2 separate regions of the Homo sapiens genome follow, and region 1 is linked to region 2. The links are chromatin loops, found by intact Hi-C in ENCODE. Cell type or tissue: PC-9. All regions are shown on one strand. Links, peaks and the distances in the headings refer to the core of each region. The heading gives the core; the rest is flanking DNA.

The links. Hi-C counts contacts between places; a loop is a spot of excess contacts. Peaks named below come from ENCODE experiments on the same cell type or tissue, not always from the same donor. Only the 100,000 strongest peaks of a DNase experiment are listed, where the experiment ranks them.
Region 1: a loop joins it to region 2, with 7 times the contacts of the local background. A loop is called at or near these places in 1 of 110 quality-filtered maps.

What each region holds. Positions count from the first base shown.
Region 1 is chr18:12,330,696-12,340,460 of GRCh38, reverse strand. AFG3L2 (AFG3 like matrix AAA peptidase subunit 2) reads left to right here. Exons shown (of 17, transcript NM_006796.3): 15 at 60-260; 16 at 2,926-3,120. LOC107985154 (a long non-coding RNA gene) reads right to left here and starts at 6,849. Exons shown (of 2, transcript XR_002958227.2): 1 at 3,559-6,849. RefSeq lists enhancers at 3,696-4,551, 5,410-6,265. In PC-9, for the core only: no CTCF peak of the experiment used is centred there; DNase peaks (open chromatin) are centred at 3,400 and 3,950; H3K27ac peaks cover 697 bases.
Region 2 is chr18:12,088,569-12,098,333 of GRCh38, reverse strand. It overlaps ANKRD62 (ankyrin repeat domain 62), which reads right to left and starts at 4,491. Exons shown (of 14, transcript NM_001277333.2): 1 at 4,099-4,491; 2 at 3,049-3,163; 3 at 2,724-2,897; 4 at 2,032-2,138; 5 at 557-694. The coding sequence starts at 4,316. It also overlaps the pseudogene LOC100533852. RefSeq lists an enhancer at 8,786-9,286. In PC-9, for the core only: CTCF peaks have their summits at 5,205 and 5,405 (motif pointing left); no DNase peak of the experiment used is centred there.

The sequences.
Region 1 (9,765 bases), core at 1,861-5,860, 240 kb before region 2:
ATGTTTTGATCAAGTCTTCATCTGTAGTAGGATCTTCAACACTGTTTTCTACTTACCAGGTATCCATCATCCCACGTGGCAAAGGACTAGGTTATGCTCAGTATTTACCAAAAGAACAATACCTCTATACCAAAGAGCAGCTCTTGGATAGGATGTGTATGACTTTAGGTGGTCGAGTCTCTGAAGAAATCTTCTTTGGAAGAATTACAACTGGTGCTCAAGATGACTTGAGAAAAGTAACTCAGAGTGCATATGCCCAAGTGAGTATATGAAAGAGTGCATTTCCTCCTCATGTATTCATATTTGCACGAGAAATTGACATTCTATGAATGGCTCTGAAACAATATAGTTGTGCTTCACTGTTTTAGGCTTTTTAGGCAAGGATTATCTCTTAAAAGAAGTAAAGCAATTAAAACTTATGAAGAGAAACTTTATTTTTTTGAGACACAGTCTCCCTCTGTTGCCCAGGCTGGAGTGCAGTGGCTCTATCTTGGCTCACTGCAACCTCTGCCTCCTGGGTTCAAGTGATTGTCCTGCCTCAGCCTCCTGAGTAGCTGGGATTACAGGCATGCGCCACCACATGTGGCTAATTTTTTTTTTTTTTTTTTTTTTGAGACTGAGCCTCGCACTCTTGCCCAGGCTGGAGTGCAGTGGTGCAATCTCGGCTCACTGCAAGCTCTGCCTCCCAGGTTCACACCATTCTTCTGCCTCAGTCTCCTGAGGAGCTGGGGTTACAGGCGCCCACCACCACGCCTGGCTGATTTTTTTGTATTTTTAGTAGAGACAGGGTTTCACCGTGTTAGCCAGGATGGTCTTATCTCCTGACCTTGTGATCCTCCAGCCTCCCAAAGTGCTGGGATTACAGGCGTGAGCCACTGCGCCCAGCTTTTTTGTTTTTTTTTTTTTTTGATCTGGAGTTTTGCTCTTGTTGCCCAGGCTGGAGTGCAATGGTGCGATCTCGGCTCACCACAACCTCTGCCTCCTGGGTTCAAGCAATTCTCCTGCCTCAGCCTCTTGAGTAGCTGGGATTACATTCATGTGCCACCACGCCTGGCTAGTTTTGTATTTTTAGTAGAGACGGGGTTTCTCCATGTTGGTCAGGCTGGTCTTGAACTCCTGACCTCAGGTGATCCGCCCGCCTCGGCCTCTCAAAGCACTGGGATTACAGGCATGAGCCGCTGTGCTTGGCTGAGAAACCTTTTTTTTTTTTTTTTTTTTTTTTTTGAGACAGAGTCTCGGTCGCCCAGGCTGGAGTGCAGTGGCGCCATCTGGGCACACTGCAAGCTCCGCCTGCCAGGTTCACGCCATTCTCCTGCCTCAGCCTCCCAAGTAGTGCCCGCCACCACTCCTGGCTAATTTTTTGTATCTTTAGTAGAGGCAGGCATTTCACTGTGTTAGCCAGGATGGTCTTGTCTCCTGACCTGGTGATCCGCCCGCCTTGGCCTGCCAAAGTGCTGGGATTACAGGCGTGAGCCACCGTGCCCGGCCCCGAGAAACCTTTTTTTAGTACAGTATTTAAAGTTTATTTCAGGCTGGGCGTGGTGGCTTTGATATGTATTTTTTCTCTAGCACCTCATTGAAGCTTTTCTAGTTCTGATTTAAGTAGATCTTTCATATCATATGTCATTTCCCTGATTTCTTTTAGCCTGTTTTGAAATAAGAAGATACGGATTTCCTCTTAATATTGACACGTCTTTTCATCCCACTTTTCTTATCTCTGGAGAAACTATTCAGCTTATTTTTTTCTTATAATAACTTTATAAGGGATTTTTCTATTGCCTATTTTTACATGAAATTTGTTCTGCTGCTCTCTTAGGTGGGAGGAGGTCTAGGAGCTTTTCTGACTGTATTCATGAAATGTTAGGAATGTGGTTTCCTACCTTCCAAGCATCCCTGGCTGTTTGATCCCCACTCTTATCTGGGCCTTCTCTTTTTTCCAGTGAGTTTGGGTCTTACTTGCAGAAGCCTCCTCCTTTGTGGTGCTGGTTAGTTTTGGGGGCTCATGGGTCCAGACTGGATCAGCTTCTTCAGACTGTTCCCTGGGCCCCATGGACTCAGTGAACGGGGAAATGCAGTTGCCCTTCTGGTCTCACATGTTCTCAGCGTGAGTGGCATGCCATCCTTCTGGGAAGAACCTGTTGGCAGCTGGGGGTTCTTGTTTCTTCAGGTCTATCAGATGCTTCTTGCTGCTTCTCTACTTTCTCTTGTGCAGATAGTAATATCAGGCTGGGCACGGTGGCTCATACCTGTAATCCCAGCACTTTGGGAAGCTGAAGTGGGAGGATAATTTGAGCCCAGAAGGTCAAAGCTGCAGTGAGCTATGATCATGCACTGCATTCCAGCCTGGGCGACAGAACAAGACCCTGTCTCAAAACAAAAACAAAAAGAAACCAGGTAGTGGCTGGGCTCATGCCCGTAATCCCAGCACTTTGGGAGGCCGAAGCGGGCAGATCACCTGAGGTCAGGAGTTCAAGACCAGCCTGGCCAACATGACAAAAACCCGTCTCTATTAAAAATACAAAAATTAGCCGGGAGTGGTGGCAGGTGCCTATAATCCCAGCTGCTTGGGAGGCTGAGGCTCGAGAATCGCTTGAACTCGGGATGTGGAGGTTGCAGTGAGCCAAGATGGTGCCACTGCACTATAGCCTGGGCAACAGACCAAGACTCTGTCTAAAAAAAAAAGAGAGAAATCAGGTAATAATATCATACAGTTGGGATTTGCGTCCTAACTTTGTTGTAGGTGTTATGCCTGGGCTTCTGGCTCTGTGTTTCTAGTCATGAGTTTAAAGCACTGTGCTGCTGCTGCTGCTGCTGCTGGCTACACAGAGCACCTTTGTGCACTTTAGCCGGCTCCAGGCTGCTGTGTAGATTTTGTCTGGTTAAAGAACAATCATATGTAATCACCACTAATTATGTATTTTTCAGATTGTTCAGTTTGGCATGAATGAAAAGGTTGGGCAAATCTCCTTTGACCTCCCACGTCAGGGGGACATGGTATTGGAGAAACCTTACAGTGAAGCCACTGCAAGATTGATAGATGATGAAGTACGAATACTTATTAATGATGCTTATAAAAGAACAGTAGCTCTTCTCACAGAAAAGAAAGCTGACGTGGAGAAGGTAGGTGCCAGTTGTGGGAATAATTCTTTACAGTTTTGCAAAAAAAAGATTGAAGTGATAGATAGACTGTTTTGGTTGGTGTGTAGACTGCAGAATTCCCTCTCTCTGGCTCACCCATGGGTCCGTTCGTTCTGATGTTTCGTTGTCTGCTCTGTCTTCAAGCGGGGGTTGCAATGTGGTGAGCAGAAGTTGACACTGTCCCGGCTCCTGTGGCTCTTAGGAATGTGACTGAATGATTAATGAAGTCTGTCAGTAACCACAAAGTAAACAAATCAGGACTCTCCCTCACCAGATAGTTCACAGTACTCCTAATGAGAAGCATGATTGCCTGGTTTACCATTGTGTTTCACCTCTAAAATAAATAGGTAGTGAAAGATGAAAGGGCAAGTAAAAGAAGCAGCCAAACTGCTAAGTAGGAAATTGGTACGTGAAAGTTACCTTGCTTGTGGCTTGCTCATGAACTTCCACAAGAAAGCATTGTGTTTGTCGTTGTTGTACCTCATTTGATAGCACCTACAAAAGGAAGGGACCCTTTCTGAACTCAGTGGATTTCTTGCATTTGGTAACTTCTTAATTTTCCAGAGTCCATGTGAAAAAAATTAGAATTAAAAAAAACTTTGAATATTCTATACTGTAATGAGAAAAACACAAATGTAAAAGCCTTTTATAAGGGATTGACACAACTGCCTAATAGATTTATTTTGCCTGCTGCCCAGGTACAGCCAGTTTCTCAAGACAGGGGAATTGCAGTAGAGAAAGAGCTTAATTCATGCAGAGCTGGCTGAATGGCAGCCTGGAGTTTTATTATTACTCAAATCGGTCTCCTTGGAGACCAGGGTTTTTCAAGGATAGTTTGGCAGGTAAGGGCCAGGGAGTGAGGAATGCTGGCTGGTTGGTTGGGGCAGAGGTGAAATCATAGGGCATGGAAGCTATCCTCCTGTGCTGAGTCAGTTTCTGAGTGGGGCCACAGGACCAGTTGGTAAGTCCAGGTGGAGCCATTGGTTGTCAGAAATGCAAAAAGCTGAAAAGCTATCGCAAAAGGCCAAGCCTAAGTTTTACAGTAGATGTTATCTGTAGGAGTAATTGGGGAAGTTGCAAATCTGACCTCCATAATAATGGCTGGTAATTATTTAACCATGCCTACATCTTAGTAGAATGCAGTCTCCTCTTATCCTCCTAATTTGGTGGCCTTTCATTAGTTTTACAAGGGTAGTTTAGTTTTGGGGAAGTGCTATTATCATTTAAACTATAAATTCCTCCCGAAGCTAGCTTGGCCCACACCCGGGAACAAGTGAGGACAGTGTGTGAGGCTAGAAGCAAGATGGAGTCAGCCATGCCAAATTTCTCTTGCTGTTATAATTTTGCAAAGGCAGCTTCACTAAGATTATGCTGTTCAATCAGCAAGTCTTCAAGAAGCCGACTATAACCCCTATGTTAGACTTCAGAAGAATCCATGCTGTCGGTGCACAAAAGTGTGCAGTGAAATGAGTGAGCACCAGCATCCCCAAAACACTGGAAAGCATGCAGCAGGGCTCTGAGGAAGAAAAGGCCAGCATGGGCAGAGTGGTCCAGGACGGCTCTGCAGGAGATAGGGCCGAGGTACCCAGAAGGATGAGCAGGTCATAGAGCTGAAGGAAGGGGAAGGAAGAGTGTGCGGCGTGGAGCCCGGGGGCAGCCCTGAGCCTGCTGCACTTGCAGGTGGTGGACCCTGTAGACCCAAGAGTGGCTGAGACAGATCTCTGTCAGCTTAGAGGTTTGTTTCGTCAAGGTTGAGGATGTACCCAGGGAAAAAGAAACACCAGTTACAGGGGATCTGTGGTCCCTGCTTTTTCCAGAGAGAGCTTCGAGGGCTTGAATATTTAAAGGGGAAAGAGTGGCAGGAAGGGAAGGAGGAAGGGAGAAAAGGGGAGGGTAGGTGGTGAAGGTGAGTGGTCGCATTCTTGATTTTTGCCCATTGAATCCACATGTGACATGTGAAAGGAGGAGTAGAGGGATGTCAGTTACGCATGCATCTCTTGTTCAGTAAATCCTCATTTTACATGCAATAAAGTAAACATAGAGTAGAAGAAAGAGTCAAATACACATTTGTCTCAGGTTGGCAGAGGGATGATTTCTGGTCTGGTCTTTGTCCATTCCTGTGAGATAAGCTGTTAACTTACATTGTCAGGGTGAGATCCAGCAGAACTTTGTTTCAGGGTAAAGGTTTTAGGGCCCACAAGGAATCTCCTTGTGAGCAATGAGTGAGGGAGGCCACCTGGGGAGATAAATGGTTTCTGTCTTTGCAGCCATCTCTTTAGGAACAATAGGAAGGCAGCTCTTGTGCAACTCAGTTTCCAAGCTTAACTTTTCCCCTTGGCATAATGCGTTTAGGGTCCCGAGATTTTATTTTCCTTTCATAAGTCCCAGGCCCTCCAGAGCTAGGTAGAAAGTTGAGGCACACAGCTTTAGAAGTAGAAGTGATCTTAAAAATGATCTAACCCAGCCTCCTTATTTTGTAGTAGTTCTTAAAGGAGTCCTTAAAGAATCTTGAGCAGAAATGATGAAAAGATCATTTCAGGAGAGTGTGGTGGCAGCATGCCAGCTGGATTGGAACAGGAACACAGACCAGACCAGCTTGGAAGCAGTGGGGGCATCTCAGCACTCCTCAGGTGGTGCCTGCAGGGGTGGCCATGAAAATAAAAAGGCAAAGGCAGAGCTGTAAAACCAAGACTTCATAGAGAACAAAAGAGAAGAAAGCCCAAGAATGACTCCAAGGCATCCCTGGGCAGGGGGAGGAAAGGGAGTGATAAACGGTTTGGTCTCAACACCCAAGAGGATTTGAGCAAGGCGCATTTGCAATCAGAATATGAACAGAGGTCAGGGCTGCCAGATAGCCAGGTGTTGAGCTGTGAAAGACAGGAATGCAGAAGAGCCCAGTCCAGATGAGCCCTCTGTGAGGCACTGAGGAGGTCTGCAGTGATGTGAGAATCTCCCCAGTTCTCCCACCCATCCACAGTCTCAGTGTCTGTACTCACACGACTCACGCTGCACAACTAAGGTCTGTTTATTGAAAGGAGAATTGGGTTAGCATGGTGAGGCTCTTGAAACACTGGACAGTTTTGAAGTACTTTCTGGTCCATCAGAGAGAATGAGCCACGTGCAGAATACTGCAGAGCCAGCCAGGAGGTAGGGAGGCTATGGAGAAGAGAGGGGCTAGGGCCTGTGCTCCTGAAACCATTGCCTTCCAGACTCTGCGAGGGCAGGGAGTGTGTACCTGAGGGCTTGCCAGCATTCACCCAACACCTGTGTACCAGGCACTGCCTGAGGGTTCCTTTCTGAAAACCCTGTGACCTCATGAGGTGGCTAACATTAGTGACCTCTTACATCAGTTTCAGGTGAAGAAGCTGTTAACAGAGAGAGGTCAGGTAGCTTTGCTTAGGGTCATACAGTGGGTAAGCAGCACAGCCAGGGTCTGACCCAGGTGTCCTGCCTGCAGAGCCCTGGTCGTTCCCCTCTCCCTGAGCCTGTGTGGCCCTGTAAGGCAGCTGCGGAGGGCTGCCGAGCACTTGGTGGCCGCTGTGAATCGAGAACTGTTAAATGTCAAGTGCATGCTGGTTACTGAAGATTCAGCATGAAGAAAGGAATGTAAAAAAACCTCAATCATGTTTTGTGTCGTCACATGTTGAAATAATATTTTGGCCAAGAACTGTGGCACATGTCTATAATCCCAGCACTTTGGGAGGCTGAGGTGGGTGGATCACTTGAGCCCAGGAATTCGAGACTAGCCTGGGCAACATGGTGAAACCCTGTTTGTACTAAAAATATAAAAAATTAGCCCGGCATGGTGGTGTGCATCTGTAGTCCCAGCTACTTGGAGGCTGAGATGGGAGGATCACCTGAGCCCAGGAAGTTGAGGCTAGAGGCTACAGTGAGCTGTGATCACGTCACTGCATTCCAGCCTGGGTGACAAGTGAGACCCTGTTTCAGGGGGAAAAAATATATATATATAATTATATATTATATATATAATTTTATATATTATATATTTATAATATATAATATATATTTATATATTATATATAATCTATATTTATAATATATAATCTATATATTTATATAATTATATATCATATATTTATATAATAGATTATATATTAGATTATTATATATATTATTTATTATATTATCTATTATTATATATATTAGATTATTATATATTATATATATTATATATATAATCTATTATATAATAGTTATATAATAGATTATAATCTATTATATAATAGTTATATAATAGATTATAATCTATTATATAATAGATTATATATTTTTATATATTATTAATATATTTTATATTATATATAATTTATATAATATATTTATATAATATATAATATATTATAGTATATAATATATTATATGTTATATAGTATATGTTATATATAATATATATTTTTTATATATTGGATTAAATTATTGAAATGTAAGTGATCACCCACAACTATGGTGTGTGTGTGTGTGTGTGTATAAGCAAATTGAGAATTAAAAATGGCCTAAGAATGAATCCTAAAGCTTTTTTCCCTTACGTATATGCAGACAATATATTTTTAAAATCAGAGCATTATAGTATTCTGGTTTTCTAAACAATCCTAATCTTTTAGAGATATAGACAAAAAATATATATATATATATGGATAAAATGATATGACATCTGGGATTTTCTTAAAAATAATCTAGAGAGCTGAAACAAGAATGTTTCTAAATTGATCACTGTTGATAGTGGTTACATGGGGATTATCCATTCTTTCCACTTTTGTACCTATTTGAAGCATTTTATAATAAAATTTTTAAAAACTGAAAAGACAAAACTTTCATAATTTTATATCTTTAAAAACATAACATTTATTGCAAACTACAAATAGATTAAATTTCAGAGTAAGGAGTTATCTCAAGAAATAAGTCTGGCCAGGTGCAGTGGCTTATCCCTGTAATCCCAGTACTTTGAGGGGCTGAGTTTGAGACTAGCCTGGCCAACATGGTGAAACCCCATCTCTACTTAAAATACAAAAAGTTAGCTGGGCGTGGTGGTGGACGCCTGTAATCCCAACTACTGGGGAGGCTGAGGCAGGAGAATCACTTGAACCTGGGAGGCGGAGGTTGCAGTGAGCCAACATCGCGCCATTGTACTCCAGCCTGGGTGACAGAACAAGACTCTGTCTCAAAAAAAAAAAAAAAAAATCATTTTATGAGATCAACTTATAATTTAAACTGCTTAATTTTCTTTACACTAGGTATATGATCTAACATAAACACTGTTCCCTCTTCTCATGATACCGTCACACTTCCATGTGTGTACTCCGGTAGGGGTCCCTTTTTCTGTAGGCTGTTAAAACGTGTAATGTCAAATTTATGGTCCAGCTGTAACAAATGAATAGAACTTCAAAGTAAACTACTGTCACATTAACCTTCCTGCCTTCATTTTGTATCTCTGCCCTTGTTTTATATATATATATATATATATATATATATATATATATATATATATATATATATTTATTTATTTACTTTTAGACAGACTCTCCCTCTGTTGCCCAGGCTGGAGTGCAGTGCCTCCATCTTGGCTCACTGCAACCTCCGCCTCCTGGGTTCAAGTAATTCTCCCGCCTCAGCCTCCTGAGTAGCTGGGATTACAGGCAGGTGCCACAACGCCAGGCTAATTTTTGTATTTTTAGTAGAGACAGGGTTTCACCATGTTGGGCAGGCTGGTCTCGAACTCCTGACCTCAGGTGATCCGCCGCCCCAAAGTGCTGGGATTACAGGCGTGAGCCATTGCGCGTGGCCATATATTTTTTATGTACCATTTAAAAGAAACTTTAGACAAAGTAAATTTAACAGATAAGTTTATTTGAGCAAAGAACAGTTTGGGAATCGGGCAGCCCTCAGAATTAGAAGTTCAGAGCTCTGCTCCGGCAGCATGAGCAGCAAGCTTTTGTAGGCTGAGCCTAGAAGCAAAGAAAGAAACTGCAGTCATGTGTTGCTTAATGATGGGGATACGGTCTGAGGAGTTTGCTGTTAGTTGATTTTGTCGTCGTGCAGGCATCAGAGTGCGCTACACCTGCCGCACACCTAGGCTGTGTGGTGTGGCCTATTGCTCCTAGGCTGCATACCTGCTCGCATGTGACTGTACTGAATGCTTCAGGCCATTGTAACACAATGGTATCTAAACACATCTAAACATAGAAAAGGTACAGTTAAAATAAGGTATTATAATCTTACGGGACCACCATCTACATGGGGCCCATCATTGACTGAAACGTTGTTAGCAGTGCATGACTGCTCTTAGCGGTGCATGACTGCTTGATTGGCTACTGCTGGGCATTTGCCTTATTTGTGTGGTCCAATGCATGGTCCCAAGTTCTGCCACAGTTGGCTGGTTGGCTGTTTATGATTGGTAGAAGCTTAATTTGAAGTTAGTTACAAAGAATGCCTCTAGGTTAAGTTCCAGTTTGTGTATGGATGGGTTCTGGGTACAGAAAAAGCCCTAAGCTGATGGCTCCTGCCTAGTCTGTTTTTTTTTTTTTGAGACCGAGTCTTGCTCTGTTGCCCAGGCTGCTGGAGTGCAATGGCGCGATCTCGGCTCACTGCAACCTCTGCCTCCTGGGTTCA
Region 2 (9,765 bases), core at 3,479-7,478:
CTAATGGCTTCCTATGAGGTAATATTTGAAGATATTTTAAAAACTTGAGGTGGAGAAGCAAGTGGGCTGGGAGATTTTTATTATTATGGAAAACAGATCACTCGAGGGGCCAACCACAAGTTGGAGCCCACTGCGGACAACATGGGACCCTCCTCTATCTAAGAAAAGCTGCTACATAAGATATAAAGGGGCTTGGGGTAAAAAATCTGGTAACAAAGAAGAAAAAACTTTGATATCTTCCTGCAACACTATCTGAACATCTCTAACAGGTTAGAACTATCCCAACTAATATTTGCTAGAGAGAAGACAAACAAGGGACTCACAGAATAACTAAGCATAGAAGTCTTAAGAGACTTGAGTTAAAGAATCCTACACTCATTGCTACTTCTAACTTGTCTAGTCTTATGCTTGATTTCTGGCTGATGAAGTGGACTAACTCACTGCCACTCCAAAACTACCTGAACCAAACTATGAAATCTCACTTGATATATAAGATGCAATGGTTACAATGACTTTAAACCTCAATTTAGTGTTCACTAGCCTTTTTAACACTTACGCTTGAAACTTAGAAGCAACAGCGTAGTCTTCTGCAGTCCATCCAGATATATCTTGGCAAAAGACATCAATATTGTGCTGAAGAAGCTGGTAGACTACACTTGTTGATCCATTACGAGCAGCAAGTATCAGGGCTGTTCTAAAATAAGAAAGATAATTTCATGCTTAGGAACTTTAGCAAAGCTATGTTAAAAGCTAAATTTATAAACTTTACCAATTTAATATGCCTGTCCATGTAGAATTAACCAATTACATGTACTAATAAACACAAACATCTTGGGTGCTCAAGGGTTCATCTTTGTAAATTGCCACCAAAGCCAAACAGAAGGAACAACAAGGAAGCCTCTTGTCCCACTGGGATATGACATAGCAGAAGTTGATAAAATAAAGTCCTTTGATGGGCAGAATACTATGCTCAGGTCACTTATCTAAAGTAGCTAAAAATTTAAGTGAAAAATTATCCATTTCTTCCCTAGTCTGATATAATATATTGTAATTCAAAATGAGCGTGGGGTCAATAAGAGCTATCTGCAGGTTTAAAACAATAATAATAATGCTAATAATAGCCACAGTAGTTTCAGTTAAGAATGCTGATAATCATATGCGAGGCACTGGATTAAATGCCATATATACATATATTACTTATACACAACCACCCTGGAAGGATATATTATTATCCTCTTGTTTCATAAAGGAAAACACTTGGTGATAAGTAATGTTCCCAAGGTCACACATCTAGTAAGCAGAAAAGCTAAGAATTAAACCCAGTCTTGTGTGAATCTATAGCCGATCTCTTTTTTCTCATTGTCACCCATGGCTTGTAGTCATTAAAAGTTCACCCAGTTGAAGCTAGCTTTTTTCCCTCTGCCCATACTAATTAAAAATAACACCAAAATACACTAGAAGTAAAAAGAAGAAAAAACCCAATGAACCCACAGTATCTGGCAATAGCAATTAATAGTCACTTAGGAATAACCTAACATTAATATTTTTGAGAGAAAGCAAGCTAAAGCAAAGAGTCATCCAAAACACAAAATGATTTTCAACTCTAATTTATCTTTAACAAAGTATTTTTAAAGGAAAAGCATGTAAGAAGCAGAGGTTGAAACTACTATAAAAGAGTTAAGAAATTTCAATATTGAGTCACAAAGTAAACTAAAAGTTGAAGTCTACACTTTTAAAACAAGTAAAACCAATATGACATCCCTTTAGTTAAGATCATATGACTCAAAGTATCACCTCATCCATCAACAAACATCAGTCAATATAATAAGAGAAGACAAATCCTGCAATACACTATTTTTTATGTTGCCCAGTCCAAATAATTGTTTTTCTACCTGATGACTTCTGCTGGTATTTCTCTCTATCCCAATAATAATAAGTTAATCTTATCAATTTAATATTTCTGACAAGTGACTGTTACCACTCTAGAACACCACTCAGGTTTAAAAATGAACAAAAAAAGAACTACTGTACCTTCCAAAATTATCTATTGCAGTTAAATCTGGTTTTTTCTTCAACAAAAATGCCACCATTTGCTCTTTTTTCCTATTTACAGCGAGTAAAAGTGATGTATGTCCATCCTGCAAAACAGCAAAAACAATTTATAATTCACAAAATTACATACTTCCCAACTGAACTGAAAACCTTATGTTAAGATCCTATGAACTTAAACATGAAGCAGAAAGTAAATAAAAAGCAATCCCTTCCTTCTCACTCCACTGTGCTTGCCCACATGTTGCTCCTTCCCTTTCAGATACCCCTCCTAGGGTGTCTGGAAGGCACAGTAGCAGACTGGAGCACATATGCCTCACATAAAGGGATAACCGCTGCACAGCATACTCAACAGTGATATGAGCTCAAGGGAATCCAGATGTGATCCTTTAAGAGAAGCCTGAAATCTAGACATGTGTATGAGTTTCCTAAATTTTACATGTTGACACAGCTTATGGAGGTAAACTAACCTAAATCTATGGGACACATTTAGACTACAGACCTCGTGTTTTCATATTTGTTATGAATGTATTTTTAAATAGTTGTATGTAAAGCAAATATTTGCACGTAATATATTTCCTTCTAGTTTCAGATGTTTTACTAAAAAAAATCATATGTCAATGGTAAAACAAATATACTTGAAATACTTTGAAAAGAACATTGGTTGATCATACCTGGCTTCTTGCTTCAATATCTGCACCATATGCAAGCAGTTTTCTTGCCATTGATATATTCTCATTATCAATGGCATAGTGCAGAGCAGTGTTGCCATACATATCTCTAACATTTGGGTTGGCGCCATGTTCCAGCAGGATGGATGCACAAACTTCTTCTTGACATTGTACAGCCTGTCAGTATTAGACCAAGAAATAGACTGTAAATTCTAGGAAATCTTCCACAGGATTCACCAACTAGTCACATTTCAATGAGGTGAATTAATTTTATTCTGTGAATTTAAATTAAATCCATCCCATGCTGAAAGAGTTGGCTACCATATACCTTGATCAGAGCTGTCCTGTTTTCACTGTCAGTGAGGTTAAGCTGGCATTTTCTGGCCACCAGGTCAGCTACCACTCCTGGACGGCCATGGGCACACGCCAAAAGTAGAGCAGTCCTGTGAGAATGAGAGGTCGCTTTAGGCAATTGTAGTGCACAGTCCCAAAACATACAACGACGCATGCAATTGTAAACATCCAATAGTATGTTATCCCTCTGCCTTCAGAACAAATAGTTACTTTTCTTGTGAAGAAAGGCAAGGTTTCCACATCCCAGGTGCTGCTGAGGCTGCCAGGGTAGAAAGCCCAGTGCCCTTGGTGACAACACTCACCCCACCCCCACCCCCACCCTTGCATCGTACCCACATCCTACCCAACTCTACCCCCAACCAGTCCCCTCACTCCATCCAACCCCCACCCCAGCCAACCCTCACTCCACTCGACTCCCCACCACAGTCCCTCACCCAACTCTACCCCCCACCACAGTCCCCAACCCCACCCACCCCCACACCAGTCCTGCACTCCATCCAACCCCCACCCAACTCCACTTCCCACCAGTCTCCCACCCAACTCTACCCCCACCACAGTCCCCCCAACATCCAACGCCCCCAGCCACTCCCCACCACAGTCCCCCACCCCATCCCACCCCCCACCAGTCCTCCACCCCAACCCACCCTCACTCCACTCCCCACCACAGTCCCTCACCCAACTCTACCCCCACCACAGTCCCCCATCACATCCAACGCCCCCCAGCCACTCCCCACCAGTCCCCCAACCCATCCCACCCCCCACCACAGTCCTCCACCCCTTCCAACCCCCACCCAACTCCACTTCCTACCACAGTCCCCCACCCAACTCTACCCCCACCACAGTCCCCCATCACATCCAACGCCCCCCAGCCACTCCCCACCACAGTCCCCCACCCCACCCACCCTCACCTGACTTCCACCCCACCCACGCCTTCACCCCACACCGTATCTCCCCTACCCCGAAACCAGGAACAGGGGCTTCTCCCATATCCCCAGGCCTCCTCCCGGCTTCCTGTTCCCCTTACCTGTTCTTCTTGTCCCTGTCGTTCAAGTCATTCAGCCTGAGCAAGATGCTCTCCATCACCTTGTTCACATCACCTGCGATGGCAGCTTTGTGGATCATGCCCAGATCCTTCTGCCGGACTCGGTACCCGGGATTTGAGAAGCCATCCTTGTCACGATTCTTCCTCCAGGTAGCCATGCGTCTCCTGCAGGCCGCCAGGAACGACCCCCTGACCTCCATCCTGAAGCCAGAGATCTTCTCCCAGGCTGAGGAACGGCTTTAAGACACCTCAGCTCCCACTCGTTTTCTGCCTCTCTGGAGCGCAGCACCAGCACGTAACCAGGTCCAGCCGCAACCTCCGTCAGGGACACTCCAGTCTCCAGCTGCTCGGAGGAGCACCTAGCCCAGCAGAGCCGTTAGGCACCAGCGCGCATGTGCACCTCAGCCGGCCCACGAGGCCATCCGCGGAGAAACAGCCCTGAGCCTCGCGCCCTCCATTCGCGGGCGCCACGTGGTGGCGCACCCGCCCTCCCCCCACCTCCCACCGCCCCCCGCCTCCCCGGCCAGAACCCTTAGGCACCAGGGCACATGCGCACCTCAGCCTGCCCGCGAGGCCCTTCGCGGGAGCTGCGCACTCTCGCGAGCGCCGCCTGCTGGCTGGCTCACGCCTGTGATTCCAGCACTTTGGGAGGCCGAGGCAGGCGGATCACGAGGTCAAAAGATCGAGACCATCCTGGCTAACACGGTGAAACCCCGTCTCTACTAAAAATACAAAAAATTAGCCGGTCGTGGTGCCGGGCGCCTGTAGTCCCAGCTACTTGGGAGGCTGAGGCAGGAGAATGGCGTGAACCTGGGAGGCGGAGCTTGCAGGGAACCGAGATCACGCCACTGCACTCCAGCCTGGGTGACAAAGCGAGACTCCGTCTGGAAAAAAAAAAAAAAAGAGCCAGGCTTTTAGTGCCCGGCAGGGACTCAGGAGGAAGCCGCAGAGCCATAGATCTGCCTTGGTTGGTTCTGCCCTAACTTTGCCCTGTGCTACCCTGGGCCTGTTCTACCCTGCCCTGCCCTGCCCTGCCTTTGGCTCTGCCCTGATCCTGCTTTGGCCCTCACACTGGCCCTAGTGCAGACCTGGCCCTAGCCCTAGCCTTGGCCCCGCACGGCCATAGCCCTAGCCCCCTCCAGGACCCCTCCCCAGTGCCAGCTGCAGGCCCTGGAGATGCTGCAGTGAGCCCGAGAGTACAACGCTCTTCAGCCTGGTGTGGCACGGCACAGCGCAGCGCCCAGGCCCTACTCAACTATGGTGTCACCACGGACGCCAGCACACTGCTGGCGGGACAATGCCACCTGCTGGAGCAGGACGAGAACAGAGACACGCCACTATACCTGTCCATCATCCATGGGCCGACCAGGGTCATCAAGCACATAGCCCATGTCATCTACCACACCCAGCACCTTGGCATCGTCAACCTCACCAACCACCTGCACCAGACACCCCTGCACCTGGCAGTGATCACCAGGCAGATGAGGGTGGTGAGCTTTCTGCTTCAGGTGGATGCAGACCCAGCACTGCTGATTGGCATGGAGACTCAGCCATGCACCTGGCACTGCAGGCAGGCCCTGGTGCCTCTGAGCTGCTGCATGCACTGCTTTGGAGTGGAGCTCCCGCTGTGCCTCGGCTGTTGCACATGCCTGACTTTGCAGTACACCTGGCGGCCCAAGCCCAAAGCCCCAAGTGCCTGGATCTGCTGGTGGACAGTGGGGCTGAAGTGGAGGCCACAGAGTAGCAGGGGGCCAAACAGCCTTGCATCTAGCCACAGAGATGGAGGAGCTGGGGTTGGTCACCCATCTGGTCACCAAGCTTCGGGCCAATGGGAATGCTCACACCTTTGTGGGAAACACACCCCTGCACCTGGCAGCTGGACTGGAGTCCCCAACCCTCACCCTCCTTCTGAAGGCTAGTGCTGACATCTATGCTGAGAATGAGGAGCCCCTGTGCCCACTGCCCTCACCCCCTACCTCTGATAACGACTGGGACTCAGAGGGGCCTGAGAAGGACACCCAAAGCAGCTTCCAGGGCCACACGCCTCGACCTTATCCACAGCACCAAGGTGAAGACCTTGCTGCTAAATGCCACTCTGAACACCATGGAGCTAGCTGCCCCTGACCCCACCCAGCCCTGCAGGGCCAGGGCTGTCACTTGGTGACACAGCCCTGCAGAACCTGGAGCAGCTGCTAGATGGGCCAGAAGCCCAGGGCAGCTGGGCAGAGCTGGCAGAGCGGCTGGGGCTGCGCAGCCTGGTGGACATGTACCAACAGACGGCCTCGCCCAGTGACAGCCTCCTGCACAGCTATGAGCTGGCTGGCGAGGACTTGGCAGGTCTGCTGGAGGCGCTGTCTGGCATTGGCCTAGAGGAGGGAGTGAGGCTGCTGAGGGGTCCAGAGACCTGAGACAAGCTGCCCAGCACAGCAGAGATGAAGGAAGACGGGGGTACGGGAGCCAATCAGTGGAGCAGGAGGCAGAGAAGCTGGCCCACCCCCTGAGCCACCAGGAGGCCTCTGCCATGGGCACCCCCAGCTTCAGGTGCACTGACCTGCTGCCTGGCCCCAGCCCCCTTCCCGGACCCCCCTGTACAGCATCCCCACCTATTTCAAATCTTAAATTTAACACCCCACACCCACCCCTCAGTTGGGACAAATAAAGGTTTCTAATGGGAAGGGAAGGACCCCTCCTTCCCAACTTTGGAAAAAAAAGCCAGGCGTTTCCCCAACCCCTCATGCTCTGGCCAATCCACCTGTGTTCCTCAATCAGCCCGGGCTCCTGGAACACAGCCTGCTCTGCCTGCGCGCAGGGGCAGGGGCCTCCTGGAGCCTCCTTCTCTACCCCACTCCCTGTCCCTAGACAGACTTTCCATCAGTCAAAGCTCCACCGGGCAGGAGAGCAGAGCCCCAGCTCTGGTTACCAGAGATGGGAGGTGGAAGAGAAGACTTGAACAGGGACCAGAAACAGGTACAAAGTAACACTCAGATGACAGGGAGGAATTCCGCTCTTCTGTTCCACAGCAGAGTGATGACAGTTCATGGCATCATTGCACCTCTTTCCAAAAAGCTTGAAAAGGAGGATTCAGAATGTTCTCATCAGAAAGAAATTTTCTTTTTCTTTTTCTTTTTTTTTCTTGAGACGGAGTCTTGCTCAGTCACCCAGGCTGGAGTGCAGTGGCCAATCTTGGCTCACTACAACCTTCGCCTCCCAGGTTCAAGTAATTCTGCTGCCTCAGCCTCCTGAGTAGCTGGGATTACAGGCACGCACCACCACACCTGGCTAATTTTTGTATTTTTAGTAGAGATGGGGTTTCACCATGTTGGTCAGGCTGGTCTCAAACTCCTGACCTCATGATCTGCCTGCCTCGGCCTCCCAAAGTGCTGGGATTACAGGCATGAGCCACTGTGCCCGGCCTCCACAAAGAGATTTTCACAGCGGTATGAGGTCATGGAGACACTCAATAGCATGATGTCATCATTCCACAGTGTACGCGTGGACCAACATGTCCCAATCTATCCTCACAGTGTAATCATTTACTATTTGGCAAATGCGATTCAAGAAATATGAATAAGCAATGGTAAAACTCACGTGAGACCATGAAATTTCCTAAATTTCCAAAGCAATCCTAAGACGTCCAGACTCCATCGCATGCATCACACTCCCCGATTTCCAGTGTCAGGGAAAAGCTAGGGACCCGTTTCCACCACACAGACCAGTGGAACAGAAAGGAGGACTCACAAGTACACCCACACACCAAAAACCACCTGATCTTTGATAACATCCAGGAAGATAAGCCATGCAGAAAGGACTCTCTATCGAATCAATGGTGCTGGGAAAGTGCACAGCCACGTGCAAAGGAATATCCCTGGGCCCTTACCTTCACCCTATACAAAAATCAACTCAAGGCAAATGAAGGATGCCAATGGAAGGCCTTGAGCTATAAAAATCCTACAAGAAAACCTGAGAAATACCCTTCTTGACATGGGCTTGGGCAAAGAATTGATACGGCTGAGTTTCCCAACAGCAACGCCAAAACAACAGGGCTTAACAAGTGGAATCTAATAAACTTCTGGAAGAGCTGACTCAGAGCAAAAGCCATCACCAAACAACTGAACAGACAAGCTACAGAATGGAAGAAAGTGTGTGCAAACTGTGTATCTGACCAATGTTTTATAACCAGAATCCTATAAGGAACGTAAACAAATCAATCACCTATTTTTGTGCATTTTTAGTAGAGACAGGGTTTCACAATGTTGCCCAGGCTGGTCCCGAACTCCTGAGCTCAAGAGATGCGACAGCCTTGGCCTCCCAAAGTGCTGGGATTACAGGTGTGAGCCACTGCGCCAGGCCAAGTATTTAACCTCTTTATGACTGTTTCTTACATTTGGAAGTGGGGATGCTGTAAGTACCCAGCCTATAGAGTTATTGTGAGAATTAATGCCTCACATATATACAAATTTATACAGCTATACTCTTAGAACAGTACCAGGAGCAAAGAAAGTACTGGTTAAAATTTTAGCGATTATTAACTACTACAAATACTATTACTATTATAAATAGCATATGATGTATTATTACTACTATAGTTATCTTAAAAATCTAAAATAAAAATTTTAAATAATATTCTAATGTAATCTGTCAGGGTTAGGGTAGAACCAGTTCAGGGCCAGGGCCAGGGCCATGGCAGGACCAAGGTCAGGAACAGGGGTCAATGCCAGGCCAAGGCCAGGGCTAGGGCCAGGTCTGTGCTAGGGCCAGTGTGAGGGCCAAGGCAAGGTCAGGGCAGGGCCAAACTCAGGGCAGAGGAGGGTACAGCAGGCCTAGAGTAGCACAGGGCGAAGGCAGGGCAGGGCCAACCAGGGCAGGTCTATGGCTGGGGCAGGGCCAGGGCCAGAAGCAGGGTAGATGTAGGGCCAGGGCAGGGCCAAGACAGTGGCAGCTCCAGGGCAGGGCCAGGGTTAGGACCACGGTCATGTCCAAGGCCAGTGCCAGGAAAAGGGGAAGGGCAAGGGCGGGGCCAGGACAGGTACCTGGCAGGGCCAGGGTCTGGGACAGGGCCATGGTAGGGCCAGGGCCACAGCCAGGTCTGTGCTATGTCCAGGCCCAAGACAAGACTAGGGTGAGGGCTAAGGTAGGGCCAGGGCAGGGTCAAAGCCAGAGTAGGGCAAGGACAGGGCCAGGGCAGGGTGATGACACAGCCAGAGCACGGCAGGGCATGTGGTGCCAAAACCAGGGGCCGACCAGTGCCAGCTCAGGGCCAGGAAAAGGCCAGGGCCAGGACAGAGCCAAGAAAGGGTCTGGGTCAGGGCCAGAACCACAGCAGAGCAGGGCCAGGGCCAGGGCCATGGCAGAGTCAGGGCAGGTACTTGACAGGGCCAGAACCAGGCCATAGTGAGGGCAGGGCAAAAGCCAAGGCAGGGTCAGGGCAGGTCCAGGGAGGGGCCAGCGCCAGGCAGGGCCAGGGCACAACCAGGGCAGGGTAAGGCAGGGCAACAGTACCAATGGGCCATGGCAGGGTGAGGTCAGCGCCAGGAGAGGACAGAACAGGCAGGGCCATGGTGTGGCCAGGGCAGGAAAGAGCCAAAGCAGGGCCAGGACAAATCAGGGCGAGGACATGTCCAAGGCCAGCTCAGGGCCAGAACAGGACCA